Regions from separate parts of the Homo sapiens genome. Here region 1 is linked to region 2. Evidence: chromatin loops called from intact Hi-C (ENCODE). Cell type or tissue: right lobe of liver. All regions are shown on one strand. Links, peaks and the distances in the headings refer to the core of each region. The heading gives the core; the rest is flanking DNA.

Evidence for each region. Peaks named below come from ENCODE experiments on the same cell type or tissue, not always from the same donor. Only the 100,000 strongest peaks of a DNase experiment are listed, where the experiment ranks them.
Region 1: a loop joins it to region 2, with 5 times the contacts of the local background. A loop is called at or near these places in 2 of 110 quality-filtered maps.

Annotation. Positions count from the first base shown.
Region 1 is chr1:150,732,789-150,738,171 of GRCh38, reverse strand. It overlaps CTSS (cathepsin S), which reads left to right. Exons shown (of 8, transcript NM_004079.5): 8 at 5,027-5,383. The coding sequence ends at 5,126. Among named protein-coding and RNA genes, the nearest start is that of HORMAD1, 15 kb to the right of the region's middle. RefSeq lists cis regulatory regions at 925, 3,052 and enhancers at 853-997, 2,980-3,124. In right lobe of liver, for the core only: no CTCF peak of the experiment used is centred there; no DNase peak of the experiment used is centred there.
Region 2 is chr1:150,787,400-150,792,782 of GRCh38, reverse strand. No RefSeq gene overlaps it. Among named protein-coding and RNA genes, the nearest start is that of CTSK, 18 kb to the left of the region's middle. In right lobe of liver, for the core only: no CTCF peak of the experiment used is centred there; a DNase peak (open chromatin) is centred at 3,232; H3K27ac peaks cover 1,103 bases.

The sequences.
Region 1 (5,383 bases), core at 192-5,191, 55 kb after region 2:
CTCTTGTTTGCTTGGAATCAATCCTCTACACAGTAACCAGAATTATCTTTTTAAAGCATAAAGTAGATTATGTTACCCTTCTACCCCAAACCCTCTAATGGCTTTCCTTCCCACTCAGAATAAAACCCATGACCTGTAAAGCATGACATTATCTGGCCTTAGCCTGCCTCTCCAACTACCTCTCCAACTACTCTCCCCTCTCTCACTCAGCTCCCAGCACATTAGCCTTTTGGCTATTTCTTGACACATCATGCTTATTTCTAGCCCTTTATCCAGGTCTTTGCCTCACTTGCATCTTTGCGCAAACATCCACTCAGCGAAGCTTTTCCCGACCATTCCACCTAAAATTGAGCCCTGTCTCTTAACACTCTGTATCCCTTATCCTGCTTTATTTTTCTTTATTGTACTAATCATATATATCATCAAGTATTTCTTCGTTTATCATATGTTTCTCCTCTAGAACCTAGGCTTTAGAAAGACTTTGTCTCTGTAATCCTAATGCCTAGAAGAGTGTCTGGCACAGCCTAAGAAGCCCAGGACTTCAGTCTATTACAAAGGAAACTGGCATTGATTTTAGAAGGAATAATAAGTTAGTAGCCTTATAATATGCAAGGAGAAGGTAGGGTGATCAACTTTCCCACTTTGCTAAGGGCTACGAGGCTTTCTGGGACATAGGACTTTCTTTTTAAAAACAGGACAGTCCCAGGCAAACTGGGACTGGTGATCACCCTAGAAGAACGCTATACATTTTTTTAAAAGTAGACGGACTCAGCCCGGCTCAGTGGCTCACGCCTGTAATCCCAGCACTTTGGGAGGCCGAGGTGGGAGGATCACCTGAGGTTGGGAGTTCGAGACCAGCCTGGCCAACATGGAGACACTCCATCTCTACTAAAAATACAAAATTATCCGGGCATGATGGCGCACGCCTGTAATCCCAGCTACTCAGGAGGCTGAGGCAGGAGAATCACTTGAACCTGGGAGGTGGAGGTTGCAGTGAGGCGAGGTTGTGCCATTGCACTCCAGCCTGGGCAACAAGAGTGAAACTCCGTCTCAAAAAAAAAAAAGTAGATGGACTCTACTTGAGTCCAATCTGATGTACTCATACCTGGATAATAATAAAAATAGCTACCTTCACTTAGTAAGCATTGGCTATATACCAAATATTGTGTGAGTACTTTAAATACATTCTCTCATTTAATTTTTAAAGTACTCTTATGAGATAGGCATTTAGTTAACAAACTCACCTAAAGTTGAACAGTTTGAGTGAAAGAGCTATAGAATTAATAAAAATATACAACTTGGTAAGTACCGAAATGAACATTTGGAGCAGATCTTGTATAATTCTGAAGGCAAGACTTTGTCCTCAGATACTTTATTTAGCTTAAGATTTTTTTTTTTTATCAGTTTCATTGTTTAAGGGAAGTTAGCAGGACTCAGTCAAAAAGAGGTCTGGGATCTTTTGCAAAACTGGGGGCAATTGATCTTGGTCGGTAAAACTGAGAAAAGTAAATTGTTTAGATGTTGAATGGGGTCTGGGATTCCTTGGTCTCACTGACTGAATTCATACTGCTAGTAACTAGACCCTCAATTCAATTTTCATACTAGAACTCAGGTCCAAATTCAGTTCACCTAAAATGATTTATTTTACCTATTATTTAATGCAGTGACCATAGTAGGATATAAATTACATGAGATCCTAGATGTACTGGTCTGAATTTCATTCCCCATATGACTTCACTCACAGAGATAACTGTAGGGATAGGCATAGATAAAAGTTAGAGTGGGCTTTGGAATAAAATAATCCTAGATTTGACCTCTGGCTTCACAATTTACTATCTATGTGACTTTTGGCAAGCTACTTTACCACTCTGCCCTTCTGTTTTTTTCTTTAGTAAAAGAAGATAATATTCACCTCACAGGATGATGATTAAATTAGATAATTTATGTTAATCTGTTTGGCAGAGTAAGTGCTAAATAAGTGGTGTCTATTAATATTAATAATAGCCTGGCCGGATTCTTGTTATTGCTTTTGCTTATCAAACTGGATATTAAAAGAGCATTGCTACAGCCTGGGCAACATAGTGAGACCTCTTCTTTACTAAAATAAAAAATTGGGCCAGGCGCAGTGGCTCACGCCTGTAATCCCAGCACTTTGGGAGGCTGAGGCGGGCAGATCACAAGGTCAGGAGATCGAGACCATCCTGGCTAACACGGTAAAACCCCATCTCTACTAAAAAATACAAAAAAATTAGCCAGGCGTGGTGGTGGGCGCCTGTAATTCCAGCTACTGAGGAGGCTGAGGCAGGAGAATGGCGTGAACCCGGGAGGCGGAGCTTGCAGTGAGCCGAGATTGTGCCACTACACTCCAGCCTGGGCCACAGAGCAAGACTCCATCACAAAAAAAAAAAAAAAAAAATTGGCCAAGCATGGTGGTATGCACATGTGGTCCTAGCTACTTGTAAGGCTGAGGCAGGAGGATTGCTTGAGCACAGGAGGTCGAAGCTGCAGTGAGCTGTGATTGCACCACCACACTCCAACCAGGGCAACACGGTGAGACTCTGTCAAAAACAAACAAACAAACAAAAAAACCCACTACAGCCAGTGGTTTATTAGAGGTGACGATGGAGTTTGAATTTTATTGTAAAGGCATGGAGAGCCATTGACAATTTCTAAGCAGTGGAGTGGCAATTAAGTGAAAGGAAGTAAAGAAAGGAGCTCATGAAAATGTTTGAGAAGGACTGACCAGAGAGAGATAAGAAAATCAGAACATAGTAGTGTCTTGAAGCCAAGAGACCAGTAAGGTGGGAGTAGACAAGTGTGTTAAATGGTACAGAGAGAAAAAAATAGGACCTGCAAAATGTCCAATGAGGGCTGATACATAGAATATTTAAGGCCTCTTAAAGCACAGTCCTTTTAAATGGTGTCATTTGTCTTCCAACAATAAACCAGCATTTCTTAGGTTCTCCACTGCATGCAAAAACACAAACTTTGAGTCCCTGAGCCAAAATTTCTAACAGCTTCCCTTTGCCTTTGTAATTGAAGTACATGTTCCTCCACCTGCTGTTCTAAGCTGTTCACAACATGGCCCCAAACCAGCTTTCTATCCTCTTTTTCCACTATTCTACTAAAGATATCCAGTTTTCCTTTCAACTAAATTTCTTACTGCTCTCCAGACACACTAGGCATTTTCTCAATTTCACACTTTTATTTGTATCCTAGAGCACTTAATGAATTTTGCCTTGTATGATATTTATATACCTACCACTATAAAATCTCAGAATGATAAAGAGCTTCAGAAATCATTCCTCTTACAAGGATTTTCTAAGTTTTTTCATCAGTCTTGGTAAAGTAAGAAAAATAAGAATATTTTGGTGACTTTTTCATTAATATAAATTTATTTACTCAAAAGACTATCCTTAAAATAGAGATTATGTCTTTGGATTTTTTGCTTTTGGTGTTAAAATGTATTTTCTTTTACAACATAATGGTGACAGTAAGTAGTATGGTTTTTATTTATTTTCTTTTTTTGAGACAGTCTCACTCTGTTGCCCAGGCTGGAGTGCACAGGCGCAATCTCGGCTTACTGCAACCTCTGCCTTGCCTCCCAGGTTCAAGCGATTCTCCTACCTCAGCCTCTCGAGTAGCTGGGACTACAGGCTCATGCTACCATGCCCAGCTAGTTTTTGTATTTTTAGTAGAGACGGGGTTTCACCATGTTGATCAGGCTGGTCTCGAACTCCTGACCTCAAATGATCTGCCCGTCTCTGCCTCCCAAAGTGCTGGGATTACAGGCTTGAGCCACCGTGCCCGACCAATAGTATGCTTTTTAAAAAAGATGACCATACAGCCGGGCGTGGTGGCTCACACCTGTAATCCCAACTCTTTGGGAGCCTGAGGCGGGTAGATCACTTGAGGTCAGGAGTTGGAGACCAGCCTGACCAACATGGAGAAACCCCATCTCTACTAAAAATACAAAATTAGCCGTCGTGGTGGCACATGCCTGCAGTCCTAGCTACTTGGGAGGCTGAGGCAGGAGAATCACTTGAACCCAGGAGATGGAGGCTGCGGTGAGCTGAGATTGCACCATTGCACTCCAGTCTGGGCAACAAGAGCGAAACTTCACCTCCAAAAAAAAAAAAAAGATGTCCATACATGCTAATTTTAAAATTGATAACTGTATATCTATCTGTAAAAACTTTTTGAACTCCTCTAAGTCCATTAAATCAAAAAGTGAAACACTGATCTACTCGAACCCTAATCCGACCCATGATTTTTCTCTGCAACATCTCTAACAAGTAGCCTCTGCTGCAGAGTAGGTAAGGAATACAGGTGCATGCCACCATGCCTGGCTAATTAAAAAAAAATTTTTTTTGTAGAATCAGGGACTTGCTATTTTGCCCAGGCTGCTCTCAAACTCTGGCCTCAAACAATCCTCCCACTTCAGCCTCTCAAAGCACTTGGATTACAAGTGTGAGCCACCATGCCTGGCTCATTTTTCAATAGCTTTAATTATGAGAAAGTCAGCTCCACTTCTAGATCAAAAAGCTCTTTCAGAGCTGCATTTTTGTTGTTTGCTTTAGAATTCCCTGCCCTATACCTTTTTCATAGTAGTCACTCAAAAATATTTCTTAATTGACATTCTCTAGAGGAATTTAAGTTTGATAGAAAATCATTACACATGATACTGTTATCAAAAAATTTAGAGATAAAGGCTTATAAAGGATACTAATACTCTTTCTTTAGAGAAGGCATATTTGCAAAGTAGGAGGATTAAAGGACTGGGATGGATCTTACTATAGTTTTCCTTAGGTATTAAGTCTATTCATCAATATAGCACTAAAGCTTTCCAAACCATTATTTTGAGTTACCTGAAATCCCTGGAGAAATTATTACCTTATTTCATTCTAATTTTGTTTTACGGCCTTTCATATGTAATCACTTATAGGAGAAAAACAATGAGATAAAAAGTTGATAACATGGTTTGATTGTACGCATTTGTAATTTTGTATTATTTCTTTTTCTAAAGCTGGGGCCACAACTTTGGTGAAGAAGGATATATTCGGATGGCAAGAAATAAAGGAAATCATTGTGGGATTGCTAGCTTTCCCTCTTACCCAGAAATCTAGAGGATCTCTCCTTTTTATAACAAATCAAGAAATATGAAGCACTTTCTCTTAACTTAATTTTTCCTGCTGTATCCAGAAGAAATAATTGTGTCATGATTAATGTGTATTTACTGTACTAATTAGAAAATATAGTTTGAGGCCGGGCACGGTGGCTCACGCCTGTAATCCCAGTACTTGGGAGGCCAAGGCAGGCATATCAACTTGAGGCCAGGAGTTAAAGAGCAGCCTGGCTAACATGGTGAAACCCCATCTCTACT
Region 2 (5,383 bases), core at 110-5,109:
GGAGTCTCGCTCTGTCGCCCAGGCCGGACTGCGGACTGCAGTGGCGCAATCTTGGCTCACTGCAAGCTCCGCTTCCCGGGTTCACGCCATTCTCCTGCCTCAGCCTCCCGAGTAGCTGGGACTACAGGCGCCCGCCACCGTGCCCGGCTAATTTTTTGTATTTTTAGTAGAGACGGGGTTTCACCTTGTTAGCCAGGATGGTCTCGATCTCCTGACCTCATGATCCACCCGCCTCGGCCTCCCAAAGTGCTGGGATTACAGGCGTGAGCCACCGCGCCCGGCCTTAATTTATTAATTAATTTATTTTTTTTTGAGACAGGGTCTCACTCTGTCACCCGGATTGGAGTGCAGTGGCACAATGACATCTCACTGCAGCATCGACCTCCCGAGCTCAAGCGATCCTCCCACCTCAGCCTCCCGAGTAACTGGGACTACAGGCACATGTCACCATGCCCCACTAATTTTTGTATTTTTTGTAAAGATGAGGTTTTGCCATGTTGCCCAGGCTGGTCTCGAACTCCTAGACTCCAGTAATCCACCTGCTTCAGCCTCCCAAAGTGCTAGGATTAACCAGTGTAAGCCACTGCGCCCGGCCCAGGCCACCTGTCTGACTTCATTTCAGTCTGTGGTGTTACGGACAATGGTTATCTAAACAAAATTAGAATGCTGTTAGAAATAAGGAGTTATTCAAGAAATGCTCATGCCTGTATAACAGAGTGCTTATCAACTCCTCTTCCCCGGTGAGAGACAACCCAGGGCCTTATTTGGTTACAGTGTTCAACTCTTAAGACCAGGATTTCTGGCTGATGATTTCTTTCTGATTTCCTTCTCAAATTTGGATATGGCTCCTTGAGGCCTGGCAAGCAGATGCTTAATATTTGTTAAATGGGAAAGTTTTGTACAGGGGAGTGATGTGAACTGGGGTACAGGGAAGAATAGACTGTAGGGCGGAGTGTAGCGTGGAAGTAGGGAAGTTAGAGGGCTGTTACGTAAGTCTAGTGGGGAAATGGTGGGAACTTAAACTGTGGTCATGGTAGAGGGAGAGAGAAGTGGCCAGATTCGCTTATACTGGGTAAAACTTAAACTATCTTAGCCAATATATCTTTAAAAAAAATAGGAACAGAGTAATTACAATGAAAACTCTAATTCTGCAAAGAGGAGAATGGATGAAAAATAGCACACAGTTATTGTTGATCTGTAGCATAATTTATGTCCTGCTAGGCAGGAATATGGAAGACTCCTTGCCTGGCAGTAGAATGAGTTCCTTGGCGAGGTAACTGGGAAACTCGAGGCTCGCTCTCTATGGGGATCTTCTTTATGGTCTAGCATGGCTCCTGCTTCTTCCTGCTAGAGGATCTTACTTGTCTCTTATTCTCCATGGCTATGCCAGAGATGGGCACATGGAAATGCCCTTTCTGGGCATGCCCTACTCAACTTTAGCTGTGGTACAAATTGGAAACCTAGAAAATACAATAGATTGCTGGGCCTGGGGTTTCTTTGGCAATACGTTCCCATAAAAGCTCAGTAGCTTTTGGTCTGAGTTGTCACACCCAAAAAATGTTTTTCTAGATAAAATGTTTAAACCTGAGAATTTCAAACTCCTAGGAATCAACCTCAGTGCTGTGCCATCCCCTGACCTCCATTTAATGGTACTTGTCCAAGTAGCTCAAAATAAAAGCCATAAGAGCAGATGTATACCCATAATCTGAGCTTTGCCCTCTTTTCTGGGAAAATGCTTAGCTGGAGGTGCATGACAGAAGCCTGGAACTCTGGTCTTATTTCTTGCTAAATCTTTTGCCTCCTTGCCTCTGCATTAAGTTTAGTTTGGTGCTTTTTATTTATTTTTTTTGAGATGGAGTCTTGCTCTGTTGCCCAGGCTGGAGTGCAGTGGTACAATCTTGGCTCACTGCAGCCTCTGCCTCCTGGGTTCAAGCGATTCTCCTGCCTCAGAGTAGCTGGAATTACAGACTCCCACCACCACACCCGGCTAACTTTTGTATTTTTAGTAGAGATGGGGTTTTGCCATATTGGCGAGGCTGGTCTCAAATTCCTGATCTCAAGTGATCCGCCCACCTCAGCCTCCCAAAGTGCTGAGATTACAGGTGTAAGCCACCTCGCCCGACCAGTTTGGTACTTTTTCTACCCTATAGGGCTCTAAACTATGGGATTTTATATTGCAGGCTATAGGCAGAAAGAACTTCACTTAGCAAAGCGATATATTATTCTCTCTACGCTTTTAGATAGAACACTTTCAGATTAAGTTACTGAGTAACTTTCTTGTATTCTTTCTTGTTTTTTGTTTTGTTTTGCTTTTTGCTTTTTTTTGAGACAAGTCTTGCTCTGTCGCCCAGACTGGAGTACAGTGGTGTGATCTTGGCACACTGCAACCTCTGCCTCCCGGGTTCAAGCAATTCTCCTGCCTCAGCCTCCTGAGTAGCTGGGATTATAGGCGCCCGCCACCACACCCAGCTAATTTTTGTATTTTTAGTAGAGACGGGGTTTCACCGTCTTGTCCAGGCTGGTCTCGAACACCTGACCTCACGTGATCCACACACCTCGACCTCCCAAAGTGCTGGGATTACAGACGTGAGCCACTTTCTGAAGCCTACAAAAGGAGCCAACATATGCCAACATGCTGAATTTTTCCTATCATTTCTTTCTCTTCTTTTTTTTTTGAGACAGGGCCTCACTCTGTTGCCCAGGCTTGAGTGCAGTGGCACAATCATGGCTCACTGCAGCCTCGACCTCCTGCACTCAAGTGATCCTCCCATCTCAGCCTCCCGGGTAGCTGGGACTACAGGTGTGTGTCACCACACCCAGCATGTATTTTGTAGAGAAGGGTTTTGCCATGTTGCTCAGGCTGGTCTCTAAATCCTAGGCTCAAGCAATCCACCTGTCTATCTCCCAAAGTGCTGGGACTACAGGGGAGAGCCACTGCGCCCAGCACTACCATTTCTTCTCATACCACACTCCAGTGGGCCTGTGGTCTTACCCCAAAACAATAGGCAACAGATATTTCATGAATTCATAATTTCCAGTTTGGACTAGAGTCCTCATTGCCCTATCCCCACGCCCTCCATTCAGCCAGTTCCACATTTTACAGTTTGTAACTTCTACCAAATTCTGAGTCAGCCAAAATCGACTACTCTTCTTTGCAACAAAGAACCTCGTGATACAGGTCTTGCAGGCTGTGATTGTGTCACATGCTCATTCCCCAACCAGTCATTGTAGCTGGAGGGATACAAAACTTTGACAGGCTGGCCTTGGGACCTATGCCCACTCTTGAAGCTAGGGGCAAGATTGGTTCTATCTTAAGCCCAGGAGTGTCAGGGTTTCCCCATTTTAAAATCAGGGTGCTGTTACCACGAGAAGGAGGAAGGGAAGCTGGTGAAAAAAAGTATACTTCCAACACCTTTTAGCTTAGCTATTCTCAACTTTCCCATATTACTATAGAGAAGACAGATGTTGTTCACATTTTCGACACATTTCCACGGACACGCTCACAAAATAATATCAGTCGTTGGTAGCTACCCATAATTCTCCCCTTCTCTCTCCCAGAAAGCATACTGGAATGCACATCTATCAACATAATATTATTATAGGGATAATCTGCTGAATTGGCTCTAATTGTTAAACATGTCACTTTCAAACTGTTGGTACTTTTTTATTAGTAATACATTTCTTGTGACTTACTTTGTAATTAATTGTAACACATCAAATGTGTCACACCAATTGTTATTCATTTGTTAGGGGAGGGGTCTTATCACTGGCTTCTAGAGTACTCCCTAATTATGTCTTATTTTGTTCTCTTGGTAAAATTAAGCTCCTTCTTTGAGTACACATTGCTAGGTGACAAGGAGTACTTGTAGGATAATGGGGGATGTCTACTAGGATCAAATAATGCACCAAGCAGATAAGCTACACAGAATATCAGAAAGAATATATATTTTCAATTCAGAACATTCCTATTTTCCCTAATGACTCAAGAATTCTGTTTTCTTTCTTCAGAAAGTTATTGCATAATATTAACATAAAGTTAATTGAGGGGAAACTCAACATTATGGTAAAATCGTCTTTTCTAGTCCCATATTCTCCTATAGTCCATGAAGGGTATTCCTCACCTCACCTTTGTGCATTTCTTGGACAGTGAGGTCAGTAAGAAGTAAACTATTTTATTATGAAAATAATGTATGTTATTAAATTCCTAGCACACTTGGGTAAATTAACAGAGACTAGAACTAGCATTGGAATGAATCATCCTAAAATTCAAAATCCTTTTCTTTAAGACTAAATAAGGGTAGGGCGCAGTGGCTCACGCCTGTAATCCCAGCACTTTGGGAGGCTGAGGCAGGTAGATCGCCTGAGGTCAGGAGTTCAAGACCAGCCTGGCCAATATAGCAAAACCCTGTCTCTATTACAAAAAAAAACAAAAAACAAAAATTAGCCAGGCGTGATGGCGCGCCTGTAATCCCAGCTACTCAGGAGGCTGAGGCAGGAGAATTGCTTGAACGTGGAGGTGGAGGTTGCAGTGAGCCGAGATTGCACCACTGCACTCCAGCCTGGGCGACAGAGCAAGACTGTCTCTCTCTCTCTCTCTCTCACACACACACACACACACAGACTAAATAAGACAGAGAAACTTAAAGCAGCTGATTTTCAGGGGGCATGAAGCTAAGAGATGGTTACTTCAAAAGCTTGAAAAGGTACAACTGTAACAAGCAGGGACAAAGCTTCCTTATTTTGCTTTCATTTCTCCTTTTCCACGTTATTCAGGAGATGTTGCCTCGTTTGTGATGAAAGGGAGTCTGCATTCCCGATAAGACTTAGTGTTGTGCAGCATTCTGGATAAGACTTAGTTGTTGTGCAACTGTTGTGCAAAACATTTGCCTTGTTTTTTTGTTTTCAATCGCTATTGAAATAAATTTGCAAAAAGTGTGCCCCATTTCAGGGCAATTTACAGCTTTGCAAAAATCCAGTTTACAGCTTTGGAATGTCACAGGATGATGTGTAAGTTTATAAAATACCTTAAGTGATACAAGGATAGATTATCTAATGACATGTTCCCCTAATGTATTCAAACACTGTATGTGTTTACAGACTTTTGCATACCAGGAGGAGATTCAAAGAGAAACCTAAGGCTTAAAGCCTCAGAAGCCACTGCCAAGTCATGATGAACCAGAAATGAAGACAAACCATGTAGAATATTATAATTAGGAAAAGTTAATTCAATGAATGTTTATTGATTATTATCTAAATATGTGTTAAGCCACAGTGCAATACAAAGATGAGTAGGACAAGATCCTGTATTTTCAAGTTAGCTAGTGAGATAAAACTATCTTACGTGCTACAAATACAGAATCAGAATTTCGTGGTACAATTTGTA